Regions from separate parts of the Homo sapiens genome. Here region 1 is linked to region 2. A link is a loop called in an ENCODE intact Hi-C map of the cell type or tissue named here. Cell type or tissue: dorsolateral prefrontal cortex. All regions are shown on one strand. Links, peaks and the distances in the headings refer to the core of each region. The heading gives the core; the rest is flanking DNA.

The links. A loop is a pair of places that touch in the nucleus more often than their neighbours do. Peaks named below come from ENCODE experiments on the same cell type or tissue, not always from the same donor. Only the 100,000 strongest peaks of a DNase experiment are listed, where the experiment ranks them.
Region 1: a loop joins it to region 2, with 3.0 times the contacts of the local background. A loop is called at or near these places in 7 of 110 quality-filtered maps.

Annotation. Positions count from the first base shown.
Region 1 is chr1:172,593,244-172,611,114 of GRCh38, forward strand. SUCO (SUN domain containing ossification factor) reads left to right here. Exons shown (of 24, transcript NM_014283.5): 20 at 6,821-6,925; 21 at 8,821-8,975; 22 at 9,453-9,544; 23 at 15,504-15,559; 24 at 16,573-17,871. The coding sequence ends at 17,016. Among named protein-coding and RNA genes, the nearest start is that of FASLG, 57 kb to the right of the region's middle. In dorsolateral prefrontal cortex, for the core only: no CTCF peak of the experiment used is centred there; no DNase peak of the experiment used is centred there; H3K27ac peaks cover 1,749 bases.
Region 2 is chr1:172,535,143-172,550,861 of GRCh38, forward strand. The region is part of intron 1 of SUCO (SUN domain containing ossification factor); the gene reads left to right. Among named protein-coding and RNA genes, the nearest start is that of SUCO, 9.9 kb to the left of the region's middle. In dorsolateral prefrontal cortex, for the core only: no CTCF peak of the experiment used is centred there; no DNase peak of the experiment used is centred there.

The sequences.
Region 1 (17,871 bases), core at 4,509-12,508, 59 kb after region 2:
TTCCTAATTGAATACCCTTTATTTCTTTCTCCTGCCTGATTGCCCTGGGCAGAACTTCCAGCACTATGTTGAATAGGAGTGGTGAGAGAGGGCATCCTTGTCTTGTGCCAGTTTTCAAAGGGAATGCTTCCAGTTTTTGTCCATTCAGTATGATATTGGCTGTGGGTTTGTCATAAATAGCTCTTATTATTTTGAGCTACATCCCATCAATACCTAGTTAATTGAGAGTTTTTAGCATGAAGGGTTGTTGAATTTTGTCAAAGGCCTTTTCTGCATCTGTTGAGTTAATCATGTGATTTTTGTCTTTGGTTCTGTTTATATGATGGATTACATTTATTGATTTCCATGTGTTGAACCAGCCGTGCATCCCAGGGATGAAGCCAACTTGATCGTGGTGGGTAAGCTTTTTGATGTGCTGCTGGATTCGGTTTGCCAGTATTTTATTGAGGATTTTTGCATCAATGTTCATCAGGGATATTGGTCTAAAATTCTCTTGTTTTGTTGTGTCTCTGCCAGGCTTTGGTATCAGAATGATGCTGGCCTCATAAAATGAGTTAGGGAGGATTCCCTCTTTTTCTGTTGATTGGGACAGTTTCAGAAGGAATGGTACCAGCTCCTCTTTGTACCTCTGGTAAAATTCATCTGTGAATCTGTCTGGTCCTGGACTTTTTTTGGTTGGTAGGCTATTAATTATTGCCTCAATTTCAGAGCCTGTTATTGGTCTATTCAGAGATTCAACTTCTTCCTGGTTTAGTCTTGGGAGGGTGTATGTGTCCAGGAATTTATCCATTTCTTCTGGATTTTCTAGTTTATTTGCGTAGAGGTGTTTATAGTATTCTCTGATGGTAGTTTGTATTTCTGTGGGATTGGTGGTGATATCCCCTTTATCAATTTTTTTGCATCTATTTTTTTCTTCTCTCTTTTCTTCTTTATTAGTCTTGCTAGTGGTCTATCAATTTTGTTGATCTTTTCAAAAAACCAGCTCCTGAATTTATTGATTTTTTTTTTTTGAAGGGTTTTTTGTGTCTCTGTCTCCTTCAGTTCTGCTCTGATTTTAGTTATTTCTTGCCTTCTGCTAGCTTTTGAATGGTTTGCTCTTGCTTCTCTAGTTCTTTTAATTGTGATGTTAGGGTATCAATTTTAGATCTTTCTTACTTTTTCTTGTGGGCATTTAGTGCTATAAATTTCCCTGTACACACTGCTTTAAATGTGTCCCAGAGATTCTGGTATGTTGTGTCTTTGTTCTCATTGGTTTCAAAGAACATCTTTATTTCTGCCTTCATTTCGTTATGTACCCAGTAGTCATTCAGGAGCAGATTGTTCAGTTTCCATGTAGTTGAGCAGTTTTGAGTGAGTTTCTTAATCCTGAGTTCTAATTCGATTGCACTGTGGTCTGAGAGCCAGTTTGTTATAATTTCTGTTCTTTTACATTTGCTGAGGAGTGCTTTACCTCCAGCTATGTGGTCAATTTTGGAATAATTTTGTGGTGCCGAAAAGAATGTATATTTTGTTGATTTAGGGTGGAGAGTTCAGTAGATGTCTATTAAGTTGGCTCAGTGCAGAGCTGAGTTCAAGTCCTGGATATCTTTGTTAACTTTCTGTCTTATTGATCTGTCGAATGTTGACAGTGGGGTGTTAAAGTCTCCCATTATTGTGTGGGAGTCTGAGTCTCATTGTACATTGTAGGTCTCTAAGGACTTGCTTCATGAATCTGGGTGCTCCTGTATTGGGTGCATATATGTATTTAGGATGGTTAGCTCTTCTTGTTGAATTGATCCCTTTACCATTATGTAATGGCCTTCTTTGTCTCTTTTGATCTTTGTTGGTTTAAAGTCTGTTTTATCAGAGACTACGATTGTAACCCCTGCTTTTTTTTGTTTTCCATTTGTTTGGTAGATCTTCCTCCATCCCTTTATTTTGAGCCTGTGTGTGTCTCTGCACATGAGATGGGTCTCCTAAATACAGCACACTGATGGGTCTTGACTATCCAATTTGCCAGTCTGTGTCTTTTAATTGGAGCTTTTAGCCCATTTACATTTAAGGTTAATATTGTTATATGTGAATGTGATCCTGTCATTATGATGTTAGCTGGTTATTTTGCTCGTTAGTTCATGCAGTTTCTTCCTAGCCTTGATGGTCTTTACAATTTGGCATGTTTTTGCAGTGGCTGGTACCAATCGTTCCTTTCCACTTTTCGTGCTTCCTTCAGGAGCTCTTGTAAGGCAGGCCTGGTGGTGACAAAATCTCACGTTTGCTTGTCTGTAAAGCAGTTTGTTTCTCCTTCACTTATGAAGCTTAGTTTGGCTGGATATGAAGTTCTGGGTTGAAAATTCCTTTCTTTAAGAATGTTGAATATTGGCCCCCACTCTCTTCTGACTTGTAGAGTTTCTGCCAAGAGATCCACTGTTAGTCTGATGGGCTTCCCTTTGTGGGTAACCCGACCTTTCTCTCTGGCTGCCCTTAATATTTTTTCCTTCATTTCAACTTTGGTGAATCTGACAATTATGTGTCTTGGAGTTGCTCTTCTCGAGGAGTATCTTTGTGGCGTTCTGTGTATTTCCTGAATTTGAATGTTGGCCTGCCTTGCTAGGTTGGGGAAGTTCTCGTGGATAATACCCTGCAGCATGTTTTCCAACTTGGTTCCATTTTCCCCGTCACTTTCAGGTACACCATTCAAATGTAGATTTGGTCTTTTCACATAGTCCCATATTTCTTGGAGTCCTTGTTCATTTGTTTTTACTCTTTTTTTCTCTAAACTTCTCTTCTCGCTTCATTTCGTTCATTTGATCTTCAATCACTGATACCCTTTCCTCCACTTGATCGAATTGTCTACTGAAGCTTGTGCATGAGTCACGTAGTTCTCGTGCCATGGTTTTCAGCTCCATCAGATCAATTAAGGTATTCTCTATGCTGTTTATTCTAGTTAGCCATTCGTCTAATCTTTTTTCAAGATTTTTAGCTTCTTTGTGATGGGTTTGAACATCTTCCTTTAGCTCAGAGAAGTTTGTTATTACCAGTTGTCTGAAGCCTACTTCTGTGTACTTGTCAAAGTCATTCTCCATCCAGCTTTGTTCTGTTGCTGGCGAGGAGCTGCATTCCTTTGGAGGAGAAGAGGCGCTCTCATTTTTAGAATTTTCAGCTTTTCTGCTCTGGTTTCTCCCCATCTTTGTGGTTTTATCTTCCTTTGGTCTTTGATGATGGTAACGTACAGATGGGGTTTTGGTGGAATGTCCTTCCTGTTTGGTAGTTTTCCTTCTCACAGTCAGGACCCTCAGCTGCAGGTCTGCTGGAGTTTGCTGGAGGTCCACTCCAAACCCTGTTTGCCTGGGTATCACCAGTGGAGGCTGCAGAACAGCCAATATTGCAGAATGGCAAATGTTGCTGCCTGATCCTTCCTCTGAAAGCTTTGTCTCAGAGGGGCACCCGGCCCCATATGAGGTGTCAGTTGGCCCCTACTGCGAGGTGCCTCCCAGTTAGGCTACACGGGGGTCAGGGACCCACTTGAGGAGGCAGTCTGTTCATTCTCAGATCTCAAACTCCATGCTTGGAGAACCACTACTCTCTTCAAAGCTGTCAGACGGGGACGTTTAAGTCTGCAGAAATTTCTGCTGCCTTTTGTTCAGCTATGCCCTGCCCCCAGAGACGGAGTCTACAGAGGCAGGCAGGCCTCCTTGAGCTGCGCTGGGCTCCACCCAGTTCGAGCTTCCTGGCTGCTTTGTTTACCTACTCAAGCCTCAGCAATGGCAGATGCCCCTCCCCTAGCCTCACTGCTGCCTTGCAGTTCAATCTCAGACTGCTGTGATAGCAGTGAGCGAGGCTCCGTGGGCATGGGACCCTCCGAGCCATGCACGGGATATAATCTCCTGGTGTGCCATTTGCTAAGACCATTGGAAAAGCACAGTGTTAGGGTGGGAGCGTCTCAATTTTCCAGGTACCATCTGTCACAGCTTCCCTTGGCTAGGAAAGGGAATTCCCTCACCCTTGCACTTCCCGGGTGTGGCGGTGCCCCGCCCTGCTTTGGCTCACACTCCATGGGCTGCACCCACTGTCCAACAAGCCCCACTGAGATGAACCCAGTACCTCAGTTGGTAATGCAGAAATCACCCGTCTTCTGCGTCGCTGATGCTGGGGGCTGTAGACTGGAGCTGTTCCTATTCGGCCATCTTGGAACCTTCCAAGAAAGTTTTCTTTAGCATTATTCATAGTACATTGTGTGTGTGTGTTAAATAGAAACATAGAGGACTTTCCTGCAACTTTGTTAAACTCTAAAATATTTTTGTTTGTATTTTTTTTAATGTAGATAATCTTATTGACTGCAAGTAAGAACGGCTTTGTTTCTTCTTTTTGATCGTCATACCTTTTTTTTCCCCCTATCTCTTGGCTAGAGCCATATAGTGATACAATAGGACTGGTAATTATGACCGTTCCCCTATCTTGCTGATTTTAAGGGAACTATTCTAGTATTGCACCTCTAGTGTGATATGTGTGTTGTCACATAATAAAGAAATTTTACACTTTTCTAAAAGGTTATTTGGGTCTCGGGGATGGTGAAGTGAGGAGGCCTTATACTGCGGAGTTTTGTTAGGTGCATCTTACTTTCCTATTCATGGCACGTTATAAATTGGAGATACACTTTGCAAATATTTTCTCCCAATCCATTACTTGTTTTCTTATTCTCTTTACAGTGTGGTTTGAAGAGCAGAAGTTTTTGATTTGTTGAAGCCCAATATATCAGTTTTCTCTTTGCTCTATGAAATATTTGCCTAACGCAAAATCACAAAGATTTTTTCCTTTGTTTTTTCTAGAAGCTTAATAGTTTAGTTTTATATTAGGCCCATGATTCATTTTGAGTTAACTTTGATGTGTTACAGGGTATGGATCAAAGTTCTTTTTGGAAAGTCAGGGTTAGAAGAGCAAAGCATATAGACATCCATTTGTTCTAGAATCATTCGTTGGAATGAGCGTCCTTTCTCCACAGAATTTCCTTTGTATATTTGATAAAAATCAGTTAACCATATATATGTGGGTCTGTTTCTGGGCTTTTGTTCTATTGATCTGCTTGTCTATCTTTAAGGTAATAACACAATGTTATGTTTGTTGTAGCTTTATATTAACATTTTTAGTCAGCTAATGTTAAGTCCTCCAATTTTATTCTTTTACAAGATTGTTTTGGCTGTAGTAGTTTTTTGCGTTTCTGTGTGGATTTTAGGCTCAGCTTGTTAATCTCTACCAAAATTGAATCTTGATTGAGATTGTGTTGATGAATTTATAGATTAATTTGCATAATGTCATCTTAATATTAAGGCTTCTGACTCATGAACGCAGTGTGTTATTTAGCTTTCATTAGTTTGAATACGAAAGCCCCTTCCTCTGTATTTTCTCTTTGCTGATATGTAGCATCTATGTCTTGTGTCTCAAAGACTTATGTGAGTACTTTTCAACAATGTTGTATATTAATAGTATTGGAAGTTAATCCTGATTAGAAGTGTTAATCAACTTACTAACTTTAATAGCTTGTCCTTTAAATGTTTATAACTGTCTTGAATTCATCAGAGTCAAATGTAAGTCAGGATTCAAAAGAAACAATTTAAAAAGTCACATTTAGCATTTTGGAAAGATGAAGTAGGATAGAAAGTACCATAGTGGATCACAGTAAGGGAAGTAAGTGAAATATTTTGTTACAGTTTTATACACCCCCCCTCTCCACACACAGGTACACAGCTTTTTAAAAAAGTTTTTGAATCAAAATATGAAAAACTTAGGTCTAGAATAATAAATAGCTATGTAGATATTTCATATAAGGTCCTAAAAGAGTTTTAGATTTCCTTGACTTCTTCCTGCCCTCGTTTCCTCCTCCCTAACTTTATTAAAAGTTCAAATTTTCGACCATCCTGGCTAACACGGTGAAACCCCGTCTCTACTAAAAATACAAATAATTAGCCGGGCATAGTGGCGGGCACCTGTAGTCCCAGCTACTCGGGAGGCTGAGGCAGGAGAATGGCATGAACCCGGGAGGCGGAGCTTGCAGTGAGCTGAGATTGCGCCACTGCACTCCAGCCTGGGCGACAGAGCGAGACTCCGTCTCAAAAAAAAATAAAAGTTGAAATTTTCAGTTAAAGTCTCCCTAATACAGGGTCATAACTATGATTGTGATGTAGAATTCCCTAAAGTATGCATACAAACTATATTATAAATAAGACATCTTTGTTGATTATAAAAGTTTCTAAAATTCAGTGCTGCCTAAAACAGATGGAAAGATAGGCATTTTTGATGCATTTCTTTCATTGGTGATATTTTAGCATTGGTTGGATGAACAATTATGGATATTTCACTATGTACCATCCTAAGTTCCAATATAATATGCTATGAAGGAAATTTTTAAAACTTGGTTTTGGGCCTACTTTATAACCAAAAAAATTCTTCAGAAAATTTTCAATTTGTCTTTGCGCCAACTGCTTTGCTTTAAAAACACTGACTTCTTAAATATTTCTGGTTATATGCTAGTTTATATATATGGAACACATGTTAATTTGAAAAGTAATTTACCAAATTCTGTTATACAGTATTTCACATTGTAGCAGTGGGTGACAAAAATAAATAAATAATAATTCTTGTTGGGGAGGGTTAGACACGGTCCCAGATACTTCGTGTTTTGTTTATTTCTAAAATTTCTGTTCAAAGTTTACTTACTCATTGAGATTCCTATTAATACATTTGTTTTGGAATAACTTAATGGTTTTTTTTAGATTATTTGACTTCAATTTATAATGTTAATAGTTTGTAGTTAATATTCAAAAAAAAATAAATTCCTTTATCATAGGATCAGCGGCAAACTGAAGCCATCCAGTTGCTACAGGCACAGCTGACCAACATGACACAGCTTGTTTCAAATTTATCAGCAACAGTAGCAGAATTGAAACGGGAGGTAATTGTTATTGCTGGTATTGCGAGACCCAATGCATGTATAGAGGTTGTCATAAAGCCAGGCTTGTTAACATGAACATGGTACCTAAAACTTTGACCAAACAAAATTGTCATTTGTAGTGAACTTTTTCAAAAACCAGAATATGGCATTTTTAAGTTTTGAAAATATATTATCATAGTCTTTTGTAAAATATGGCTTTCATAATTTAGGCCATACCTATAATATAGGTATAAAACTTCTAGCAGGCCTTTTGTAAGCATTGATAGTAGCAACACGTACTTCATTTTCAATTCAAAAAGGCCTATAAAGTTGCTTAACAAAGCAAACATTTCATTGATTTAAAAACTTTTTATTGAGCATCTAGTGTATGTGAAGTGCGAGCTGTACACTCCTAGGTTGTGGTATACGGTAGTTAATAGTCCCTGGCCTCACAGGGTTTACGTCCTGGGGGAGGGATAGAATACATTTAGTAAATAAATAAATAGATGATAATTTCTCCTAGTGATACGTACTATGAAGAAAATTAAATGTGTGTGTGTGTGTGTGTGTGTGTGTGTGTGTGTAGGGTGGTAGCAGTAAGGGATGCTGCTTTAGTTAGAGTGATCTTGGAAGGCTTATCTGAGGAGGTGGTATTACAACTAAGTACTCAAGAGGAGTTAGCAGCCACACATTGCCTGGAATGATAACAAACCTGTTTCTAGCAGAACTAGGGCAAAGGACTGGAGAGTAGAAACAGTGTAATGTGTTTGACAGCAGAAAGAAAGCTGGTATGGCTGGAGCAGAGTGAGTGAGAAAAGTGAAGCTGAGAAATGGGTTCAAGATATTGGCAGAGGCCTGGTCATGTAGGACTTCGTAGACAATTTAGAGTTTGAATTTTATTTGAATCTTTGTATCATTAGAAGTATTAAGAAGTGATATGGGTCATGTCATTAATGCTTAGCACTTTGAGAAGCTCTCCATTTGTTGCTTTGTGGAGAACTGCCTGTTGGGGAACAGCAGGAGCAGAAGCAGACAGGAAACCAATTAAGAGGTAATTGCAGGCCAGGCATGATGGCTTTTGCCTGTAATCCCAGCGCTTTGGGTGGCCCAGGTGGTCAGATCACTCGAGGTCAGGAGGTGGAGACCAGCCTCGCCAACATGATGAAACGCCGTCTCTTCTAAGAATACAAGAAAATTAGCCGGTGTGGTGGCATGTGCCTGTAATCCCAGCAACTTGGGAGCTTGGGAGGCCAAGGCAGGAGAATTAGTTGAACCCAGGAGGTGGAGGTTGCAATAAGCCAAGGTCACACCACTGCATTCCAGCCTGGGCAACAGAGCAAGGCTCTGTCTCAAAAAAAAAAAAAAAAGTAATTGCAGTAGCCTGAATGAGGTGGTATTGACTTAGAGTAGGATTCTAAAAGTGGAGAACAGTGTAAACTTGTTGAATTCAGAATATTTGTAAGTTGTAGAAAGATAAGCCTTAAGGAACTAAGGTTGATCTCTAAGTTTTGGGCTTACGTAACTGGGTGGTTGATAGTTCATTTTATAAGATGGGAAAGACTGGGTAAAAGCACAATTATTTTTTCTCCTTGAGGAGGAGATAGTGTAAATGGAAAGACAAACAAAATGTGACAAAATGTTAACAATTGGTGAGATAGATAAAGGTGTAAATATATTTCTTGTTTTATTTCTAAAACTTCCATAGGTTTCACTCCTATAGAAAGAATTGGAATGCTGCAAAGAATTTTTTTTCTTTAATGTCATAGTTTATTTTCAAAGAGCATGCCCTGCATTTCTGGTCTTTGAAGCACATTAAAAAAATACTTAAAATGATTTGTCCTTTGAATTTTAGATACCCTTATATTTTTCCTAATATGATTTCCTATGATTATTATTTAACCCTCTTCTCATCTCAGGTTTCAGATCGACAAAGCTATCTTGTCATATCTTTGGTTCTTTGTGTTGTCTTGGGACTGATGCTTTGTATGCAGCGTTGTCGAAATACTTCTCAATTTGATGGAGATTATATTTCAAAACTTCCTAAAAGTAATCAGTATCCAAGCCCTAAAAGGTAATATCAGCATTATATTTCACAATTTTATTTTTTTTACTATGCTTTGTATATTTTTGAGAAATTTTAAGCAAATAAAGGGAGACTGAGGTAATTTCTTTCCCTATATGATTATCTTGAAACCAAAACATTAAAAACATCATTCGATAGTAAGATGGTCCTATGCCTAACCTGGCTCTGTAGACTATAATAGAGAAAACACTAATAGTAAGTGCATGAAACCCCTGAAATATTTGGTTGAGAAAGATGCTTAAATGTGGAATTCAAAGGAAGAAGAGAATACTATTTTAATACAGTACCTTTTAGACAAAGATCTCTAAATTTTTTTTTCCACCTGTATTAGCAATAACTGGAGTGTTAGAGTTAGTCCCGTGTGGTATGTACAGTTCTCAATAACCTCTGTGTAGCCTCAACAAAAGAGTAAATTATATGTGCTTTACTCGTTGTAACCAATATGTATTTTTCCTAATGTGTTAGGTGTTTCTCTTCCTATGATGATATGAATTTGAAAAGAAGAACTTCATTCCCACTCATGAGATCCAAGTCTCTACAGTTAACTGGCAAAGAAGGTAGATTTCTGTGGATATATAATATGTATATATAAACATGAAACTAGCTTCTGGCATAAATATAATGTCAGTGTTGTGTTCATGACCATCTGCAACAAAAAATGGATACAAGTAGCCTTTGTCTTTGTGCTGTGTCAAGCCACTTTATCATTTTCACATTTTATATCTGTCTTTGTTCCTAAAAGCCCAGAGGGTAGGGAGGGGGGCTTAGTTTAATTAGCAGTTGGTAGCTTTGTTTGCACATGCTCCTGTTTAGAAGTATTTCTTTTTAGAAAGGGATGTTTGAGAAAGTTCAACAGATATGGAAAACCTGAATGTGCTCCCATAGCATCCTGTGCTTTTCTGCCTCCTCTTCTTATACAGGTAGGACCCCTTTTGTCTCTAGTTTAGGACTATGAGGCACTTTCTGAACAAAAATCTGGTCTCTTTTTTTTAGCTCCAGAACCTATAATTAGGTTCCATTGTCTAACACTAAATAAATACTTACATTTAAATGAATGGATGTGTACTGAGTGGATATTTTCCTATTTCAGTATCTTGTAATTAATGCATATTAATAGAATTAGAAATTTGTTTTCATACTAATATTAAAATAACTAAATTAATTACATATTTTATTTAGGAGTGCTTTCTTAATAATCGATGGTTGTAGGATTTAGTAACTGAGTAGCATGTTTCAATTGATTAAATTATTCAAGTAATCATTCCTGGGCTTCACTGTTTTATTATTATCACAAAGCTTTACAGACTTAACCCATTACATGTGTTTACTTAAAGCTAGTAAATCTCTTCTTCCTCCTTGCTTTTTTCTTTTTCTTTTGGTTGATATGTCTTTTTATAAGTGAAATTTTTAATTTAAGTATAATTATGTGTAAAACGTAATGAATTTTCACAAACAATACAGCTGTGCAAATAACACCTAAATTAAGAAGTAGAACATGAGCACCTCAAAAACTTCCTTGTGCTCTTTTAGTCACTGCCCATCCTTTCCCAGAGTAGCCAGTATTTTGATGTGTAACCATTGTGAGATTCACCATGCCATTGACTATAGGCATTTGTTTATTTTCGTTCCTTATAGTATTCCATTATATAGGTATACTGTACATTATTCATTTACATTTAGATTATTTTCATTTTGAGGTTGTTACATACTTTTGGTAAACACCTGTGCATTTCTGTTGGGTATACACTGGAAATGGGATTGGTGAATCATAGGGTATGTGTGTGTTCAGCTTTAGTAAATACTGTCATACAATTTTCCACACTGTTTTATGAATTTGCCCTTCTATCAGCTGCGTATGAGAGTTACAGTTACTTCATATTCTAAACATTCCTTATTTGAGGTATACCCATGCAATTAGGAAATACGTTAGATTTTTGCTTCTCAGCATTTCTAGTCTTAAGTGAAATCGTGACTATCTTACTATTTCTCTTCTCTTTATCCAATTTTTTAGGGCCAAACAGAGTAGCTTTTTGCACCTGATAATAGAATTACTTCTATTTTAAACAACAGTGTCATCTTGGTGTATCTTTACCAGTAAAGAAAGTTGAGTAGAGTAGGTAGGAGACTGACTTTAGTCCTGATTCTACCAATAGTTAATTCATTTATTTCTTCTGTTGTTTGATAAGTTCTTGTTGTTATGGCATTTATCATAGTATGCTTTGATTTTACCTATTTTTACTTGCCTTATTTTCACTTCTAAGCTCTGTGGGAGAGACCATGTCTTTTTCTTATTGTGATAAAAAGCACATAAAATTTATCATTTTAACAGTTTTTAAGTGCACAGTTCATTAGTAGTAAGTATAGTTACATTGTTGTGAAACAGATCTTCCGAATGTTTTCGTCTTGCAAACCTGAACTCTGTGTCCATTAACCAATTCCCCTTTTCTCCCTCTCTCAGTCCCTGGCAACCACTATTCTATTTTCTGTTTCTATGAATTCAACTACTTCAGATACCCCATATAAGTGGATTCATACAGTATTTGTCTTTCTGTGATTGGCTTATTTCACTCAACATAATGTCCTCAAGGTTCATCTACATTATAGCATGTGACAGAATTTTTTCCTATTAAAGGGTGAAATAATATTCCATCCATTTTATTTATGTACCTCATTTCCTTTATCCATTCATCTGTAAGTGGACATTTGGATTGCTTCCCCTCTTGGCTGTTGTTTGAGTAGTGCTGTTCAGGGGTATACAGATATCTCTTTGCTCATTTTTTAGTTGGATTGTTTGAGTTTTTTGTTTTTAAGTTCAGGGAATTCTTTATAACCTCCGTTATGGATTATAACCCCCATTAGATAATATGATTTGCAAATATTTTCTTTCATCCTTTAGGTTGCTTTTTCACTGTTTTGATTGTGTCCTTGGATGTACAGTTTTTAAGTTCAACGAAGTCCCATTTGTCTATTGTGTTTTTGTTGCCTGTACTTTTGGGTCATATCCAAGAAATCATTATCAAGTTCAAGGTCATGAAGCTTTTCCCCTGTTTTCTTCCAAGACTTTTATAGATTTATGTCTTTAATCTATTTTGTGTTGATTTTTGTATATAGTATAAGATAAGGGTCCAGTTTCATTCTTTGGAATGTGAATATTCAGTTTTTCCAGCACCATTTGTTGAAGAGACTGTCCTTTTCCCATTGAGTGGTCTTTGCACCCTTCTTAAAAATGAGTTGACCACGTACATGAGGGCTTATCTCTGTGTTCTTTATTTTGTGCCATTGGTGTATTTGTCTGTGTTTATGCCAGTACTCTACCACTTTGATTACTATACCTTTGTAATGTGTTTTGAAATCTGGAAGTGTGAGTTATCTAACTTCATTCTTTTTAAAATTATTTTCCTTATTTGAGGTCACTTGAGATTTTATGTGAATTTTAGGGTGAACTTTCTATATAAGCAGTGTCGTTTTACTAGTTCACTTGCAGATTATTTTGGATTTTCAGTGAATACAGGTACGTATACTGAGAACAAAGACAGTTTTGTTTTTTCCTTTGCAGTCCTTATAGCTTTTATTTCCTTTGCTTTCTTAACTGTGTTAGCTTGCATTTTCAGCAATGTTAAATAAAAGTGATTGACAGGCATCTTTGTCTTGTTCCAAAGGGAAAGCTTACAGTGTTTTATTGCTAAGATTGTATTTGTCATAGATGTTTTGTGGATTTTTTATTCTGTATTTTGTCATTATGTGTTACCTATTGTCATAGGTATTCTATAAATTTTTTTATATTATATTTTATTTCCATTTTTAATGTTACAAACATGAATTATATTAGATTTTCTAATGTTAAACTTATATTGCATTTTTAATACCAGTTGCTCATGATATACGTGTGTGAATTTTGTATTGTATATATTATTTCTACATAATTTTGTTAGATAATTATTTAGAAATTTTGCATCTATATGAATAAGATTGGCATGTAATATTTTCTCATGTTGGATTTTGGTATGTAAGGTTTATAAAAATTAGATGGGCAGGGGTATCCCTTTTAATTTTTTTTTTTTTTCCCCTTCCATGCTTTCATTAAGATTTTTTATTGGGGAGGAAGTAAATATTCCCTTTTACTGCCATTATGTTGGAAGTTGTGTACTGGTTCTGTTCTTTTACTAGTTACCCTAGAAGTCAGAAGTATTAATGTTTGCCAAAGTCTCAAGTTCATCAATACTTGTATCTTCTCCTTAACAATACATAGATCTTAAAACTCTTATTTGTCCCAAGCCTTATTTATGTTACTGTTCTTGTATATTTTAATTCTATTCTTTCTGCTTAATTTTAACTCAACAAGGTATTTCTTTTTACACTTAATGTTCATTTAAATTTACCCCACGTTTACTAATGTTTTTATTCTTCAGAGCTTTCATTTGTCATTAGTTAAAACTGAAATATTCTCCTCTTCTTTTTCTTTATCATTTTGAGATTCGTGAGGCTCTTTGGAGCTCTGGATTTGTAGGTTTCTTTTACTTGTTATTGAGAAATTCTCAACCATTATTTTTTCCTCCCAGATATTCCCTGTGCCCCAGTCTCTTTTAGATTCTCATATTTAATTAAACATATTACTTCTCCGTATATCTTCCCTGTCTTGTAAACATTCCACCTTTTTGACTTTTTATGCTGTATTTTGGATGATATCTTCTGATGTGTTTCCAGGCCAGCAGTCTTACTGTTGCAAATTTATTCATTGGGTTTTCAATTTCAGTTATTTTTTCCATTTCCAGGAGTTCTTTTTGTATTTTTTAAAAATCCAGGTCTGTATTTTCCTTGTTATATGTTTCCTGCAGATATTTTCAAGCTTATTTTCTAGACATATTAAGCATAATTATCTTTATAGTTTGTGTTTGATAAATCTAATATCTTAAATTTTTGTGAGTCTGTTCATTGTCTTTGTAAGCTCTTACTCAGGGTATGTTGTGTCTTTGTGTGCTACTTTTTCTCTTTGAAAAGTTATTTGTAGGGATAATTTGAGGCCTAGAATATAGGTTCTTATTTGAGAGGGAATTTGTGTGTGTGTTACATTCATGTAATACCTTACATTCATGACTTGTGGTTTGTTGGGCCACCAGGTGATGATAATTTGGACTGCAAGTTCATGCATGGCTTCATTCTTTACCTGAGAATATAGTCCTTTGGAGTCTCAGTTTACTGTACACAGGGAGATGGTATCTTATTACACTAAACTTTGGGTGGGCCCTAGGACCTGATTTCTGATCCATTCCCTTATGATACCATCAGAACCAAAGTTCATATATTCTTGTGTTGGCAAATGTTTTCAGGGCAAAAATGACTTTTGTCTTCTACTTGACTGTCCGGGTTCCCACTTTTCTTTCAGTTTTAGCCTAGGGATTACTTTCTTGGCAGCTTTTCAATGCTTTTAGTGATTTTTTTTAAAAAAAACAAACTATCATTACTTAGTTGCTTTCATTGTAGAGGTTGATCTGAATAACATAACTGTTTCTAGAAATAGACATCATTATTAAAGAAAGTAAATTAAGATTAGTAATCTGGTAGAAATGACTGTTTAGAGGGATGTTTTGATATTTTCATATATTTGATGACTTTCTCAATAAATCTCTGAAATATAATGTAAAAAATTATAATTGGTTGAATTGTATTAATAAATTTCCCAAATGTGTAGAGCTTCTGTAGTGAATTTACTATGTGTAAGCTTTTGTCTCTGTCAGACCTTAAATTGTTTATTTTTAGTGGATTGAATAGGACTAAAGTCTCATAGCCTTTTAAAAATGTGTGTCTATTTTGTCAGTGTGGGGGTGGGGTTGGGATATATCTTGAAGCTGCTTAGAGTAATGAAACCTTAGAAACTTTGGGCTAAAACTAATAAATCTAATTTACTCACTATGCCAGAAGTGTTCATTCATTATTGCTTAGTGATATATATTGCATGTTCAAGCTGTTTTTAGATTGGGATTTCATAGTTTTGATCATAGTAATAAACAGAGAAAAATATCTTGGATCTCTTTTTGTGTTTATTTCTCTAACTGGCTTCCAAACACGGTCACGACTACTTGTTGCACATTGTTAATCTACCTTTGTGACACAGTTTAGAGGCTAGTCTTTTAGGGAAGTATTCAAATGATCTGTAGGTTTGGTGTGAGCTTACCCAGGAATGTTTCTTTTCTTATCAGGTAAAAGAGTGAGGCTGGGCCCAAAGAAAGATCGTTATTGTATTGGTTGATAACCAGCTACTAGTTAACAACTTAAGGAAGTATAGTTATTTGAAGACGACCAGTCAAGCATAGGAATCATATCATCTTCCACCTTGCCTCTTTTTGCTTACTAATTTAAAATGCATAAATATATAGTTAACCTGATACAAATTCATTGGTTCTATTACTAGAGGATAATAAGGAATGAATGATTTGTCTTATTTTAGTGTTTAATTATAGCAAATCCACCAAATCCACTTTACATTTTACATCTGCTTTTTTTTTTTTTTACTTACAGTAGACCCAAATGATTTGTACATTGTAGAACCCCTCAAGTTTTCTCCAGAAAAGAAGGTAATTGTTTATTTCTTTTTAAGTTTATTGCTATGTTTTGTGATAATAAATGAAGAAAAGAGGTTGAAAGGTTTAAGGTAATTACCTTTAAGTAGTCCTTAACTGAATGTTTATTTTCTATCATGATAATGTTGTAAATAAATATTAACAGGGGTCAGCAAGCTGTGACCCACAGGCCATATGGGCCATGAGCCAGATAGGTTTTCTCATTTTTAAAGAGTGATAAAACAGAACAGCATGCAAGAGAGAAAATGTGTGACCTGCAAAGCCTAAAATATTTACTGTCTGACCCTTCACAAAAAAAATTTGTTGATCCTTGGATGATTGTCATTATTTATTACCGAATGCATGCCAAGCACAGAGCATGCACCGTTCCTCTAATCCTCACCACAACCTGAAGATGATGTTATCCTCATTTTTTTTTTTAATAAAAAAACAGCAACTCAGAATGTACTTAGGATTTTTTGGCTTCAAAGTCTTTGCTTTTTCATTTTGCCTTTCAAATTAAGTTATACTAATTTTAGTTGTAATTTCATCTAGGTGAAAGAACTTGGGCTTTGTAGGCAAATAGCCTAAGATTCATTCTCAACCCGGCTGCTTACTACATTGTAACTTGGGCAAAGAACCAAACATCTGAACCTTGCTTTTCTCATTTAAGAATCAAGGATAAAATACCGACCTTTCAGGGTTAATAGCTGCCATAATACATGAAAGCAACCTGTATGCTCTCTGGCAGTTAGTAGGTATTCAGATATTAGTATCACTCCCTAAACCTATATTCATAGGTAGCAGGTAAGCAATTTAAAGAGTTTTGATTCAGTAGTATTTACAAAATGGGAAGATGATGCTAGTATCTATATAGAACATAACAATGTATGTGTTCTGTGCTGTTTATAATACTGTTTTACTTTTCACCAGGAGGTGGCACTTCTCTATTAGCTCAGCTCTCTAGGTGTTTGATAAGGTTACTATGGGAAGTATCATTACTAACTTTTCTTTTACTTGTGTTGTAGAAGAAGCGCTGCAAGTACAAAATTGAAAAAATTGAGACCATAAAGCCTGAAGAACCATTGCACCCCATAGCCAATGGCGACATAAAAGGAAGAAAGCCCTTTACGAACCAGAGAGATTTTTCTAATATGGGAGAAGTTTATCACTCTTCTTATAAAGGTCCTCCATCTGAAGGAAGCTCAGAAACTTCATCACAGTCAGAAGAGTCCTATTTTTGTGGCATTTCAGCTTGCACAAGTCTGTGCAATGGACAGTCTCAAAAGACAAAAACTGAGAAGAGGGCTTTAAAACGAAGACGATCTAAAGTCCAAGACCAAGGAAAATTGATAAAAACTCTAATACAGACTAAGTCGGGATCATTGCCGAGCCTGCATGACATAATCAAAGGAAACAAAGAGATCACCGTGGGAACATTTGGTGTTACAGCAGTCTCGGGACATATCTAAAATTAATTGAACTTTTCATACAGAAGACTTTTTTGTTGTTGTTCTTTGAAGAACAGTCTGTAGTATTTGAAGGGTTTGGGGGAGGGAGAAAATATTAATGGGAAAGGCATTCAGAAATTATGGTTTCTACCTTTTTAAAAAGTAGATGGGATTGTGTCAATCTTGGTTAATGAGCTACAGTTTTACAAAGCTGATCACTTCCTATAAGGACAATGGTAGACATTTTATAAAGATGTTTTTTCACAAGATTAATTACTGGGACAAAAGTAATTTGGAAGCCCAGTTCCTTAGGTGGGATAGGAATGAAAGCCTAAACCTCTTCCTTTAGCTTTGTTCCTATTTCTTGCACCTTCCCATATTTATGTGCCTTTTGTCTATTTATAATGCCACTGGAAGAGGAGGGATAACTTTTTCTGTTATTTGATTTCTTTTATAACTTTGTTAGGTTTTTGAAGCTGCAAACACTACAATGCTTTGAGGGGGTCTGTGCCTGAAGCTCAGGAGTGTGGATCAGACAGTCTAAAGATCCTAAAAACTTGCCAACTGGATCTTTGTTTAGCAAACTCACTGGAAATGAACACTTAATGGAATTTTTAAGTCTGTTCTGTTAGGTAGATGGTGATGCTCTTGTTATTTTCACTTATTCAGACTGGATTACTTCTTACTTAGTTACTAACTCAATGAGGAAAAATCCCTACAGGATCTTTTTTTGCAAACAACTGATATATGCAGACAAATTTTTGACAAATTCACCTTTTAAACACACTTAACCATTTGTGAAGGTTTTCTTTAGCTTACATTTTAAACATACACAATAAACACTAATCCTCCAAACTTTCACTGTTTTTATTAGTA
Region 2 (15,719 bases), core at 3,215-11,214:
AATGAATTTCCCTGTTAGGGAACAAATCGGTTGGCCTGGTATTGAAAGTAGTAGTAATAAACTTCTGTCAAGTTTTTTAACTCCTAGTGAGGAAAATGGATGTGGAGAGTTTAAGAGTGTGAACATTTTAAGAAACTTTAGCTTAAGAAACTATTGGGTTAGTATATTTTGAGATTTGTTTAGACTGCCAAATTTAGAGACATTTTAATTATTCTTTAGCAAAACGATTAAAAGGCATTAAAATAGGACATTAAGGCTTAAAGGGTTTTTTAAAGGGTGATGATGATGAATGAGATTGGGGAAGAGGAGTGGTACCTGGTGCTGATTGGCAAAGGGTATGTTTTTTCTTTGAAGCCTCTGCTTTTGTGCCAAGTTGGAATTAATGGCACTTAATGGATTTCTAACTTTTGCTGCAATCTGGTGTGGTATTTCTTTTCCCAACAACCTCATTCCCTTTAACAGAAATGGCTACCAACAAGTCCTAGGGTTAGATAAAACGTTTGCAAGAGTTGATGAGTGCCTTTTAGTAGCCACTTTTGTCTCTTTTGTTATTCACAAATTGTCTCAAAATTTTGTGATCCGTTTCTGTTTTGTACATTGAGTGCTGTATGTCTGTTCTACAGTATTCTAGTTTCTGAGGTTTCCCCTCTCATGCTACCAATATTACTGTGTTATGTTTACTATCATAATTTTGTAGATCTTGATTATGTCTCCCCTCTGCTTTTGTCTTGTAGCCTTGAGTACTAACCTTAGATTATGTTTACAGAAAAACCATTTCATCTATGTCATTATTAATTTTTGTTGCTGTTTTTTCCTTTTGCATAGTTTATAATTTTTGATCAAGTAGTATAGAGTATTCTAGGCATAAATGCACTATAGCTGCAGCACAGAGCAATGATAGCTAATATTTGCTGACAGCTGTGTGTCAGACACATGATGTTTACTTGACAATAACACCTTTAATCTTTATAAGAACCCTATAAGATAGGTATTATTATTAACTTCCTTTTGCATTTTACATGTGAGGAAGTAGAGAGGTTAACTTGGCTAAGTTTAAGCAGCTGTTAAGCTTCGGAGCTTAAATTTGAACCTAGGCAGCACAGGCTCCTGAGTACTTTATAGGTCAGAGGCCTGTATTTTATATATGTGGCTCCATCATTTACTAGATATGTGTTCTTTGACTTGTTATGTAACTTCTTTGAACCTTAGTTGTTATATCCTCAGAATGGGGAAATTGATCCATTCATACTTCACAGGGTTGTTAGGAGGATGAAATAATACAAATGACAGATCTTTGTAACACAGTAACAGCGTATTATGTAAATATTTCATCATAACATTATTCAACCACATTTTGTTCTCATACCTACTGTGCCAGATGTTTTTATGAGCACCGAAAATCCAAGATAGAGGGTCACCAGCTTGTCTTGGTTTTAACACTGGAAGTCGCATAACCTAGGAATTCCCTGCATTAGTTTCTTATGCCTGCTGTAGCAAATTGACACAAATTTAGTGGCTTGAACAACACACATTTATTACCTTACAATTCTGTGGATGAGAAGTCCAAGATATGTCTCACAGGGCTAAATAAAGTTAAGATGTCAACTGGGCTCGTTCTTTTTGGAGGCTCTGAGGGGAGAATCTTTTTCTAGAGGCCACCTGTATTCTGTGGCCCCTTCCTCACATCAGCACTCCAACCCTTTTTTCAGTCCTTATGTCTACTAATGACTGGTCCTCCTGCCTCTTCCTCTTATAAGGACTATTGTGATTACATTGGGTCCAGCCAGACATTCCAGGATAATCTCCCTATCTCATAATCCTTAATTTAATCACATCTGCAAAATCTCTTTTACTATGTAAGGTAACATATTTAGGGATTAGGATGCAGACATCTTTGAGGGGGGCGCATTATTCAGCCTATACCCTATACCATACTCCCTCAGTCCTGGGCAAACTGGGAAAGCTGCATCACCCTAAAGAGGAAAAAAACATAATTAGTGGATATTCTGAGTGTGTCCCTTAATTAGTAAAACCTTGTGCATCCACCTTAATTGTCTATAAGTTATGTACATGTGCCAATATAGTAATAGTATATTAGTGTATGTAATTAATGCAAGTTAGATATTTAAGAAAAATGAGAAAAAAATAATAATTTCTGTTAACGGTACCTTTTGTTCTCATTAAAATAATAATTTTTAGTGAGAGCTATGTGATTGACCTACTAGATTATTTTATGTCATAGTATAGAAGAGGAATAGCTTCAACTACTTAGGAGTCAGCCCTGTCATTTTCTTGTTGGCTGTGCTTGCATTATTAAATTCTTTGCAGTAATTTTTTTAAAAGCTGCTTCCCGATGTTGTGAGGGTCAATTCAGTTAAAACTGAATAATTCCTAAGTCTACCTAACTGGGGAAACATAAACCACAGTGAATCATGGTGTGCTGTAAGTAAAACCCATTGTTTGTGGGACTTCCACTCTTTCCCTGGGTTTCTGTATGAATCCTTACATTAATCTTAGTAAAACTTATTTTTTAAAACTAAACAAATCTATTCTTCCTTCACCCCAAAGGATCATCTTGGAGAAGCTTATATTTAGACTTTCGGGAAGAGCTTGACATTTAAACAAGTCTCATACATTTGGCAAATATAACAGGTACTTACAAAGGTTTTTAGGAACAGCAAAGGAAGAATTCATATCCTACTTGTGGTTCTGTCACTAACTGTATGTCTTTGGACAAGTTACTTCTGTGAACCTCAGCTCTCATCCATAAAATGGTCTGCAGGATGGATAGTTCACAATGAGCGAATTTTGTTGTAGGCAGAGAGAACACTTACCCAGTTATCTAGAGCGTGAGTGTATGTGAGGAGAGATGGGAAGGGAGGCTAGAGCTAGGTTTTGAAAGGATTTGATTATCATGCAGATGAATTCTAATTCTAACCACCTGACAGAGGATGAGTAAGTGAAGTGGTTTAAACTGGAGAACAGGAGCATGAGGTCACATGGATCTTTTAATTAGATTGCTGTGGAGGGTAAAGTGGAATGTAGGGGACGTACTTTGGAGGCACGAGGTCCTAAGTCGTGGTCCCACTAGAAGAGAGTTGATATCTAAATCAAGATGTTGGCCTTTTTGTCCTTAGTAGTAATTTTTCTGAGTATGTCAGACCAGTTTTTATCAGTTTAAGAGGTTTATTTCCTGGTTTGTGATTACATTTCTGTACCCTTTTGCTTTTTCTCTCATGATTGCTGGTCTATTAATATACATAAGTGAGCAGAAAAAAATTTAAAAACTAGAACAATATATAAGCTGTTTTTTCTTTTTTGAGGTGATGAATAGAGCATATTGGAAACATATCGATAAAACATTTTGAAAATTCCCCAGGAAATCTGGAGGAATTTTTTTGCTTGTTTCTGCTTCTGTCTCTAAACTTTCAAGGTACGGAATCTATTTCTTTTCTGAATAATATTTGAAATAAATAAAATAATAAAACAATCCCACTTCTCCAAATCATTTGATGCCTTTTTTTTCTTTCCTTGAATAAACCAATGAAAGATGACCTTTACAAAAATGATTTTTTTAGTGGAACTTAATGTGAAAGACTGAGGAAAAAAAGTTTATCTTTGCTCTAGGATATATATTCTGAAGAAAGCACCTGGTATTTTTATTTATAAGAGGTGTCGGGTCATACAGTGTCAGATCCCTTCAGACAAGTTAGATGAAGCCACTTAATAGGAAAAGGTCTGTGAAAGAAGGTGTGTGACATCTTTGCATAACACTTGAACACTGTGTCCAATAAAAGACGGCAAATGACGTGTTTCATGTTGGTCCTTTATGTTATTAAACATTTGAGGATATACTGGAATGGAAGCAGGCAGTAGGGTTGACAGGCAATGGAAAAAATAAAAGGTATCAGCTCTTTTGAGTATTGGTTATTTCATTTTTCGTTTGTTCATGAACTTGTACATCACTCTTTCACTTTTCTCAACAGTCTGAATGGAGAAAAGAATCAATATGTATAATTAATATTCTTATGCTTATAATGAAAGGGAAACTTATAAAAATTTAAGTGCTTTATTATTCTCAAGTCATCTTCAAATAGAAACACCTGTATGTACGTGATGCTTTTGTTTAGTAGTTTATACATAACTGGAAAGAGATGAAATCTCTTGAAACTTATCTACATGTTTTAGATTATACTTTAGTGCCAGTTGTATGTTATGTTTTTCAAGGCCATATTTTAGACTAATTTAAAAGTCAAATTGTACATGTCACAAGGGAATAGGAAATTGCTTTTGAATATTTGCAGTATAAGAGTGTTAATCCTTTGGGATGAATTTGTTTAATAAATGCAAGTTTTTTTGAAAGAAGATTTGGTTTTAGGACTTTATAATTAATTGCTAGTTAAAATTATTTTATATTTTACATGAAAGTGACACCTGGCTGTATCAGAAAGTATTCTGTAACATTAATACGGTTCATAGGTACTAAGCTAATTTTGTATTATTATGTAGCGTTTGTAATCTACTGGAGAAAAAACATGTAAAGGCTAAGAACAGTGCCTCACTCGTAGTAAGCACTACTGTATGAGTTATTCATTGACTCTAGCTACTTTGGTAATTTGTTGAGTAGAAATAAGATGGCCTAGGTTTCAGAGTTAAAAATGGGAATTTATAAATCCACTTAAATATTATTTGATTATTCACAATGTATTTGGTGTGATGAAGGATACAGAAGAATTGTGAGACTTGAGCTCTGTATATAAGCTGCTTGTTACAATACAGATAGTGGTGTAGTGTGAAAGGCATAAAACTATGTCAGAGCTTGGTTGTAGTTCTTTCTTTTCATTGTTAATATGAACATTTATTGAGTGATTATTTCTCTTCTAAGTACTAAATACTATTCAGTGTAATATGCATTAAATTATTTTATTCTCTGTATAGATGTTTTAAGGCAGACACTCCATTTTAAAGATGAAGAAAGGTGGGCACAAAGAAGTTAAGTTCTTAACAGCTTGCCCAAGTTCTTACAGCCAGGAAGCAACAGAGCCAGAACTAAGAAGGCCAGGTTCTAAGCCTGTGTTCTCTTAACCGGTATGCTGTGCTGCCAGTTGGCTGGTAGATGGTCTTGGGCAAGTTTCTTCACTTTTTCTAGTTAATAATTTTATCTGGCAAAGTGTCAGTTTTTTTCATCTGAAAATGTGGGTGCCTGTATTAGCCTAGGAAGGAATGGACATTGGAATTGTTCATGAAACTTTTAAAAGAAATACGCATACCTAGGATTCTTACCTTGTAGATTTTGTCAGTAAGTTTGTGATACTCTTTTATGCATTCAAGTCTGTATTACTGTATTAGGTGAACTCAGTTTATTTTTTATATGTCTAACATTCTAAGATACTTGATTTGAATGTTAATAAACAACACATAAAACTGAACTGCATAGTAAGTGCTTAAGAGGAGAAAATGAGGGCTAGAGTTCTCAAGGAAGGCTTGACTTGGGTTTAAGGGAAATGTGTGGTTTATAAACTCTGCTTCTGTGCAAACAGGAGCTTCATGAGCTGAAATAAGATGTACTGGTGTTGATAACATGAATAATGGCTATTTCTTTGTGTGTGCATGTGTATGTCTGTCTGCCTGCTTGCAGTGGGTAGATGGCACTTAATTGTCAAGGAGAAAGAGAGTTATGAATGGAAGAGATAATCTAGTTGATATGGGTAAGAGTGGTAGTAAACAGAAAAGCCTGAGGAGAAAGAGAGAGATTTCAGAGATTGTGGTAGATTTTGCAAACCAGTCCAAAGAATTAGATAATAAAGATTCAGCAAGAAAAGTGGTGTTGTGAGAACATTATTTTGACATAATTGTGCTAGATTTGTTTTTAGAGGAAGGAGACTTAGAGGGGTGAATACAATTGGCTTTCCACATCCACAGATTCAACCAACCTCAGGTTGAAAATATATTTTAAAAACAATAAAAATAACAATACAACAATAAAAATACAAATAAAAACAATGTTGTATAACAGCTATTTACATAGCATTTACATAGTGTTAGGTTTTAAATCACCTCTAGATATTATATGGGAGGATATGCATAGATGTTTTAAATCACCTCTAGATATTTTAAATCACCTCTAGATACTTATATGGAAGGATATGCATAGATGTTTTAAATCATCTCTAGATATTTTAAATCACCTCTAGATATTTATATGGGAGGATATGCATAGGTGATATGCAAATGCCATTTTATGTAAGAGACTGGAGCATTCTCAGATTTTGGTATCTTCGGATCCTGGATCCAACCCCTTCTGGATCCCAAGGGATGACCGGGCTAAAAAGCCCTTGGAGTAATTGAGGCTTGTCATAAGAAGGACTTCATCTTGGCAGTAGAAATAAAGAACAGGGTACAATAAATAGAGATTTTTGAGGAGGTAAATGATTTAATTTTGTGAAAGGTTGGCAAGCTGGCAGTAGTGCAGTGCAGTGCAGCAGATAACAGCATTAGGCTAGGATTCTAAATAACTGGATTTTAGTTTGCCTCTAACCAAACTCTGTTCAACATCCCCTTTCTGTTGTCCATCTCAATGCAAAGAGATATTTACTTAGGCTTCAGTGTGCTGTATCCTATACAGGATTCTGGTGGACAAAACAAAGTAACTGCTTTCTTGGAGCACACTGTCACTGAGAGTACATTCTAGGGCCTAAAATTATGAATCTGTGAAATAAAGTTCAATGAGAAAAGAAATGTTAAGCATTTTTTGTTTGTTTTCTGTTTGTTTGCTTGTTTGTTTTAACTTGGGCAACTAGAAGAATTGGTGGTGGTCAAAAAGAAGTGGAAGAGTTGGCAAAGGGCTTGGAAGGGGAAGGAGCTGTTAGTTGGAGGTGAATGGAATATCCAAGTGGAGACATTTTATGGGCACTTAAAAATGCAGACTTGAATGCAGATAAAATTTGGCCTGGAGTGCCAGGCACGGTGGCTTATGCCTGTAATCCCAGCACTTTGGGAGGTCGAGGCAGGCGGATCACCTGAGGTCAGGAGTTCGAGACCAGCCTGACCAACATGGAGAAACCCCGTCTCTACTAAAAAAAATAGAAAATTAGCCGGGCATGGTAGCGCATGCCTGTAATCCCACCTACTTGGGAGGCTGAGGCAGGAGAATCACTTGAACCTAGGAGACGGAGGTTGCGGTGAACCAAGATCGTGCCATTGCACTCCAGCCTGGTCAACAAGAGCGAAACTCCGTCTCAAAAAAAAAGAAAAAAAGTTGGCTGGAGTTATCCTCGTAAAGCAGAGGTCCCCAGCCCCTGGGCTGCGGACCAGTACTGCTCCGTGGTCTGTTAGGACCCTGACCTCACAACAGGAGGTGAACAGCAGGTGAGTGAGCATTACTGCCTGAGCTCCACCTCCTGTCAGATTAGCAGCAGAATTAGATTCTCATAGGAGCATGAACCCTACTATGAACCACACACGCGAGGGATCTAGGTTGTGTACTCCTTATGAGAATCTAATGGCCCCCCACCCCATCCATGGCAAAGTAGTCTTCCATGAAACTGGTCTCTGGTGCCAAAAGGTTGGGGACCGCTGTCATAGAGGGAATCATTTTTGAAAGAGAACATTGGACTTTTGAAACAGAATAAAGAAAGGTGCCAAGCATAGTAAAGCTCTGAAAGAAAGGAGGAAACTGGAAAGGATGGATGGAAAGAGATTTAAGGAAGTCATTTAAGTGGTCAACAATATAAAATGTCTTAGATAAGTTTGGAGAGCTTGAAAACTGAGAAACTTTTCAAAAGAGGGAAGTGATTGATAGCTTTTGGGAGTGGAGAATAATAGAAGATATTTGGAGAGCTGGTAGGCATGAATTCCACACATTTGTTTGGTAGCCAGGAGATGTAGAAGAGTACATAAAAAAAAAAAAGTTAACATGTAGAGTAGCTTCATACTTGTATGCTGCAACCCATTTTACACAGTGCCACTGGATTTGTCTTACATGCAGCTTTGATTATGTCAGTCCCCTGATGAAATATCTTTCAAAGGCTCCTTGAAGGATAAAACTTTAAACCTTGATAATTTTTAAATGCCTGCAGTCTGACCCACACTTACTGTTGTAGCTTTATTTTCTGCTTTTCCTAATAGAGACTTTGTTTGAGCATGACTGATCTGTTGGCCTGGTAGTAATTTATTTGAGGACTATTTTTGTAGTCTCTAATTGAAAATTAAGGTAACAAAACTACTGTCACTTGTGTTTTAGAGGCTAAATACACTGTACCCAATTTCTGAAAATATATTATTATCAAGTATAGGGCATGATTATTTCCAGCATCTTAGAGGACAAATTGTATTGGCTGAATTTCTAATGGTAGGTTATAATGGTAGGATATAAAAACAGAACATATCACATTTGTTTACTAAGTGCTTCTCTATGTTGGATCAATGAAATTATGGGCCAGTTTAGTGAAACAATTTTCTAATAGAATTTGATATGTGGAATATTAAGCTAAGAAAATTTAAGACCCAATCCTACATCAGAGTGAAGTTAAAAGTCAGAACTACTGAAATGCAAAGGTTTAATTAGAAACAGGCACTAGAACATAGAACTTTCTCAGCTAAGCTGTACAATTGCACGTGATTTGACTATGGACTGTTGATGCAGCCAAATAGAATAAAAACTGCAAGGAGAAAGAGGCCCAGTATGCTCTTACCTATTAGCAGATAGACCAAGCAGAAGAGAAGCAACCTTAAAAGAGCTCCAGACTGATACGTGGTTTAGAAGAATATCTGTCTTTTAATAAAACATTGTGATGGAGAGAAACTAGGTTGCTTAAGCAAAGGCACTAGAGGCCTGGTGATCTTTTGGTCTTGTTTTATTACCAGTGTTTGACCAAAATGGCTTCCACATTATTCACCCATTTCCCACAAGTTTCTCAATACTTACAGGATTTCAGTAAATTTTTTCAGATATCCAGGAAGTAATATTCAAAAACTACAATTTTCACTGATAACTTTAACCATACTGCGCTAATTGAGTGGCTGGCACTATATTTCTGTACAAGGGATTAACTTTGAATTTATGTTTAAGAAGCAATTCTTTGTTGCCTAGTTTAGTTATTTCTTTTACCACAAAGTGTTTTCTCATTCTTCTTTTTAAAGCTCTGAAAAAGCTTTTCTAATTCATAGTTCAAAGTAGGAGCTCAATAGATCATCATGCTGGCAACAGGGCAGTGTATTCTCTGCCTTGGAGTTGCTTAGTCTTATGTGAGAAACAAAAATAAACAGTTAATTTCATTTCAGTGTGTATGTGCTCAGGTAGAGATAGCCAAAGGGCTGTGGGAATTTAGAGCGGGCCACCCACCAACCCCAGATTGTGGAAATCAGGAAAATGTTTTAGACCCTTATTAGTTTCTTGCCCCAAGAGAGAAGAATTATAGGTATTGAGTTATGTTTTAGATAGTGGGAGTGGGAGCAGGTACAGAACATTCTTGAAAGAGGGAACAGCATGAGCCAGAGACATGAGACAGCACAGTCTGTGTTCAAGGAACTATTACAGGTAGCTCTGTATCGCTGAAGCATAAAGTGAAAGGCAGGGAGAGTGACAGGAAATATGAAGCTGAAGACTTAGTAGAATTTTAGAGATTTTTAAATAGCATGTGGAGAGAAGCTTGAGTTTTGTCATGTAGTTAATGGAGTCTGTAAAAGGTCTTAAGCAGGGGAATGGTAGTGTGATAATTTACTGTTAGATTTTTGGCAGAGGTGTGAATGGTTGATTTGCAGACGTAGCAAGTTAGGAATTAGGGAGATCTGTTAGGAGGTTGCTCTAGGTAAGAGATAAGGGCTTGAGTTAAGGCAGTCAGAATGGGGATTGAGAAATGATTTGAAGAAATTTAGAGTAGAATAAACAAGATGGTCAAGGGAGGGTGAAGGCAAAGGAGTAGTCACAGGTGTTTTTCAGGTTTCTAGTTTGAGGACTGGGTAGATAGCAGTACCAGATGGTGGGATCAAGGATATAGGAGGAAGAGATTTGGAAAAGGAAGCTAATGTATTCAATTTTGGATTTAGATGTTTTTGAGATACCTTGGAATATGAAGGAAGAGAGATGCAACTTTTAAATGAGCTTTGTTTATCCTCAACATTAAGGTAGGGTATCACAGAAGGGTTTTAAGGAATGGACCAGTTAGGAAAAGATAAGGGCTGAAGATAAAGTTTCAGTAGCTGTCAACTAAAAACCATGAGAGTACGTAAGTCTCCTATGTAGAATATAAAGGGAAGATTTCAGAACCAAACCCTTGGAGCATCAGAATTTAAATAGTGAACAGAAGCAGCATATCAAAGGAGACTCAGAAACAAGAGTCAGTGTGAGATGAAAAGCAGAAGTGTGTAATTTGACAAGTCAAAGAGGAGATGGTTTAAGTTAAAACAGCAGTCAGAGGTACCACATGCAGCAGGGAAATCAAAAAAAGCTAACTTCTGCCACACCATACTAGTCTCAGTGGTACAATGAGGACAGAAACTAGATTTCAGCAGGCTGAGGACTAAATAGAAGGTGAAAACATTGAGATTACAAGTATAAACTACTGTGAAATTTGATAAGTGAAAGTAGACAGAAAAGGTAGTGGCTGATAATAACTGACATTTCAGCACATATTCTGTGCCAGGCTAAGCATAGCATATACATTTATTTCAGTTCCTCCTAATAAGTCAATTTTACAATGTTGATACTGAGTTGAGGCATATAGGCTGGCCTGCCTGCCTTCCGTCCTTCTGTCCGTCCGTCCGTCCTTCCTTCCTTCCTTTCCTTTCCTTTCCTTTCCTTTCTTTCCTGGCAGGGTCTTGCTCTGTCCCCCAGTCTGGAGTACAGCAGCATGATCACCACTCACCGCAGCCTTGACCTCCCTGGGAACTGGTGATTTTCCTTCCACCTCAGCCTCCTGAGTAGCTGGGACCAGAGGTGTGCGCCACCATGCCTGGCTAATTTTTGTATGTTTTGTAGAGACGGAGTTTTGCCTTGTTGCCCAGGCTGGTCTCTGACTCCTGATCTCCTCTTAAATTTGTCCATACTCTTGGATTAAAGTATTAATCTAATTTTTACAAATAAGGAAACTGAAGCTCATAAGTTGCCCATCACTCACCTTGCAAACTTAGATCTCTCTCCAAATTGTTGGATTTTTCCATATTGCTACGTTTCATGTTTAATATTTTCTAGCCAACAGATAAATGAAAAGAAAGGTAAGAAGATAACACTGTTACATTCACTCAAGAATTGGTGATACTGGTCAAAGCTAGATACAGCATAATACAAAAATAAAACAACTATCACAAAGGAGAAGTTCTGATTAACTACTTCATGATTTTCGTAGTGGCAACAAGTGATAAATATGAAGGCCGTGTAGTAGTGGCTAAGAGGCGCAGGCTTCAGAGTCAAAAAAATCCAAGTTTTAACCCCCGGTCCCTCACTTATTAATTACAGGATCTTGAACAAGTAATAAAACCTGTATAGGCCAGGCACAGTGGCTCACACCTGTAATCCCAGCACTTTGGGAGGCCAAGGCGGGTGGATCACTTGACCCCAGGAGTTCGAGACTAGCCTGGGCAACATGGCAAAACCCCATCTCTTCCAAAAATACAAAAATTAGCCAGACATTTTGGTGCTTGCATGTAGTCCCAGCTATTCTGGAGGCTGAGGTGGAAGGATCACTTGAGCCCGGGAAGGGGGAGGCCGCAGTGAGCTGAGATTGCACCACTGCACCCCAGCCTGGGTGATAGAGTGGGACCCTGTCTCAAAATAAATTATGTACAGCGAAATGCACAGATCTTAACTGTATAGTTGGATCAGTTTTGACACATGCATACACCTGTGTAACTCACACCCCCTCAAGATATAGAATATTCTCATCACCCTAGAAAGTTCTCTCATGTCCCTTTCTGGTGAATCCCCCAGAGGCAAGTAGTGATCTGATTTCTGTCACCATGGATTAGTTTTGCCAATTCTGGAACATCATCTAAATGGAGTTATACAGTATTAGCTCATGTGTTTGACTTCTTTTACTCAATGTAATGTCTGAGATTTACCCATTTTGTTTCCTTTGTCATTAATTAGTTCCTTTTTATTGCTGAGTAGTAGTACACTGTATGAATGTACTACAGTTTATTTATTCTTCTGTTAGTGGTTATCTGGACTGCTTCCAGGTTTTCGCTATTAGGAGTAAAAACTACTATGGACATTCTTGTACAAGGCTTTTTGTAGACATAGTTTTCATTGCTGTTGAGAAGTACCTAAAAGTAGAATTGCAACTGCTGAAACGGATATTATATGCTTTTCGATACAATATCCTGAGAAAGTCACAACATCATTATAATATCCTGAGAAAGACACAATGAAGGATTCTGACTGAGAATACCTAATCTGAATCTGGTCATCATGATACATCAGACAAATCTCACATAAGAACCATATTATTTAAAAAGAAAGGGGACTGTAGCCTTCAAAAATGTTAGTGCCACATAAAATAAAGCTCCAGAACTGTTCCAAGTTAAATGATACTGAATAGACATGACAAATGCAGGACATGATCATAGATTTAATTCTGTACTGGAGAAAGGAATTCTAAAAAAGACATTGGATTAATTGACAAAATTGCAATGTGGACAGTAAATTTTTGTGTCAATGTAACATTTACTGAAGTTGATACCTGTATTGTAGTTATGCAAGAGAATATCCCTATTCTGTGGAAATAGATATCACAGTATTTTAGAGGTAAGTTACTGGGAGAGAGGGAACAGAGGGAGAGAGGAAGGATGAGTGAGCATGGGCAAATGACAAATAATGGAACAAATTAAGTAAAATATTAACAATGGATTGATACAGCTAAAGCATTTGTAGATTTTTTTTTGTACTATGCTGCCTACTCTTCTGAAATTTGAAATTATTTCCAAATAAAAAATTTAAAAACGGTTTGAATTTTCTCCTGTGTGTGAGAAGTTGATAGATCCATTCAAGTTTATCAGTCTATTATCAGTTTTTTCCATTCCTTATGCCAGTTTTGCAATGTTTCTAGAAATTTATCCATTTCTCCTGTTTTCAAATATATTGTTATATATAGTTTATAATATTTTATAATTTTAAAAATGTTTCCTCTGTGGTTGTTTTTTCTTTTTATTCCATATTGTGTTAATTCCCATTACTATCTTCCCTTTATTGGTTTTGCCAGAAGTTTGTCTAATACTTTCTTCAAAGAACCAACTTTTGATTTTCTTAATTTTCTTTGCTGTTTTTTGTTCTCTATTTTAGCAATGCCTATCCATATATCCTTCCTTGTTTCTTTGCATTTGTACTCTCTTTTATCTTTTTGAGTTGATTAGCTCTTTTGTTTTCAGCATTTGTCTCAATGTATTCAGAAGCATAGTTTTCCTGCTATTGTCTTATCTACATCCCACCAATTGTGATTGGTAGTCTTCTGCTGATTATTTCATAATATTGTTTCCTCTTTAACCTAAGGATTATTTTGCTACATATTTCTTGCTTCCAGGCTTGGGATATTGTTAGCTGTCTTTCTGTTATTTCAAATTTTGTTGCAGCATGGTTGGAGAATATAATCTTTTAGAGCTTGAGTTTTTGGAATTTGAGGCTTCTTTTGAGGCTTTAGTTTACTATCGGTATTTGGGAAATGTTCCACGTGTCCTTGAGAAGAATGTTTTAATTTATATGTGGTATAAAATTCTGTATCTTTGAGCTTCTTACATGGAATATAAATATCATTTTGTCCACTTAATCTGTTATTTTGTGAGGTAATTTAAAATAGACCACCATACTTTTTGTTTATTCTCTTTCCACCTGTAGCTTTGCCAGTGGTTGTAGTATATTTTCTACATTGTTAGGTGCATATATATTTGTAATTCTTTCTTCTTTTTACTCATAGATAATAAATCGCTGTCTTAATAACATAATGTTTTCCATCTTGTTTGGTTTCTATGTTAATTAAAATGGCTACTTTGTTGTTTTCATATTTTCTTAAAACTGTATATACTTACTCAAATTTTTAAATGAGTTGAAAATTACCCCTAATGTTTCCTAACATAATAATTGGTACTTACTGGGTAATCTTACATGCTTGTAAAGTTTCTTCATTAAAACTCAGAGGAAAACAATTCATTTGAAAGTGACAGACTCCAGTTTAGTTTTATTAGCCAAGCCTAATAATTGCAGACTCCTTCTTTGCAATTATTAGGCTTGGCTCATTTGCATATTAGTATATTCTTTATTGCACATTAATGTGTCTTTCTGGAATTCATTATTGCATTATTTTGCTAGATTTGATAGTATGATAAAAAACAATGGTTAAAGATAGCTGGTTCAGTAATTCTGCATTAGGCAGATATAAAAAGCTGTCATTGCAAGCCATTGGATATCATTTTTAAAAGGTATTTTTTTCTCAATCACTTTCACATTAAAGAATGCTTTCTTCTGTAATGAAATTTCCCTTGGCACAATAAAGAATGTTTTCTGCTTTCTTAATGAAATCTTCCTTGGCTCTTCAGTTGCTATATTGTTTGGAAAATTTTTCCTGAGTCCCTCTGCTGTTCTTTTTAGTAAGAATGAATTGATTTCTCTTTTACCCTAATACTTAACGATTATTTTTTTAGACACATAGTTGTAACATACACCCTTAAAATGGCAGGATGCCTAGAAGTATTAAAGATCGTAGGTTGCCACAACAAGAAAAACTTGTCACCATACATTCAAGTTGAAAACCTTCCTTCAGGGAAAAAAAAAAAAAATAGAAATACAGTTTCTAAAATGAAAGCAGTAGGTTTAAGAAAAGATTAAATCCCCAAAGTCTGTCTTTTAAACCTAGGCATTCCATTTCTTCTGGTGTTATTTGGGTGCTTCTGATAAACTAACCTAGGCTGATTGCCCTCTATTCCTTGTTTACAGCTATCTTCCTGGGATTTGTCTTTCTAGTCACCCTGGGGGTTTCCTTTGCCTCTGTTATCTCAGTATCATATTGCTGTAATTACTGTAGTTTCATATAGATCTAGCCCCTCATATAAGAATATTCTTGACTATTTCTGGCTTGTTATATAAAAAGTCTCCCTTTTTACCACCTCAGTATGTAGTTCAAACTACCCCTATATATTATTTTGAATTGTGAAATTGACACTTTTTCCAAGTAAAAGGATTGTCAAATATTGGCAATTTCAAACAGTTCTACTTACTAGAAGATTTCTTGCCAAGTTTCTATCTGGACACGTTATTGTTTCTATCATAAATGAGTCCTTGTTATGGTTTGAGAGAGTGTTGATTTGCTTCTTAATTTTATACTTGGGAATATAATTTTTATATCTGGGACTTCTTTTAATAGGTGATTCTTTTGAATTTTCCAATTATATAAACTCATCTGCAGTTAATGCAGATACACTCATTGTTTGGAACTACAGATAATTTTACTGTCTTTTCCATTTTTATGCCTCTTTTATCTTCATGTTTTGTAATGCTAATGAAAATGGACATTCTTGTCTTATTTCAGATCTATATAGGTGTCTTTTTAGGTTTCCTCACTAAATATAATACTGACTTTTAGTTTTATGTATTACATATGTATTTTCCATGTTAAATATATAATTATTCCTGTTTCATTATTGATTCTTAAAACATTGATGGATGTATAAGTTTATCAGATGTTTTTCAGTGGCTATGGATATAATCGTAACATATTTTTCCTTGATATTTTTGC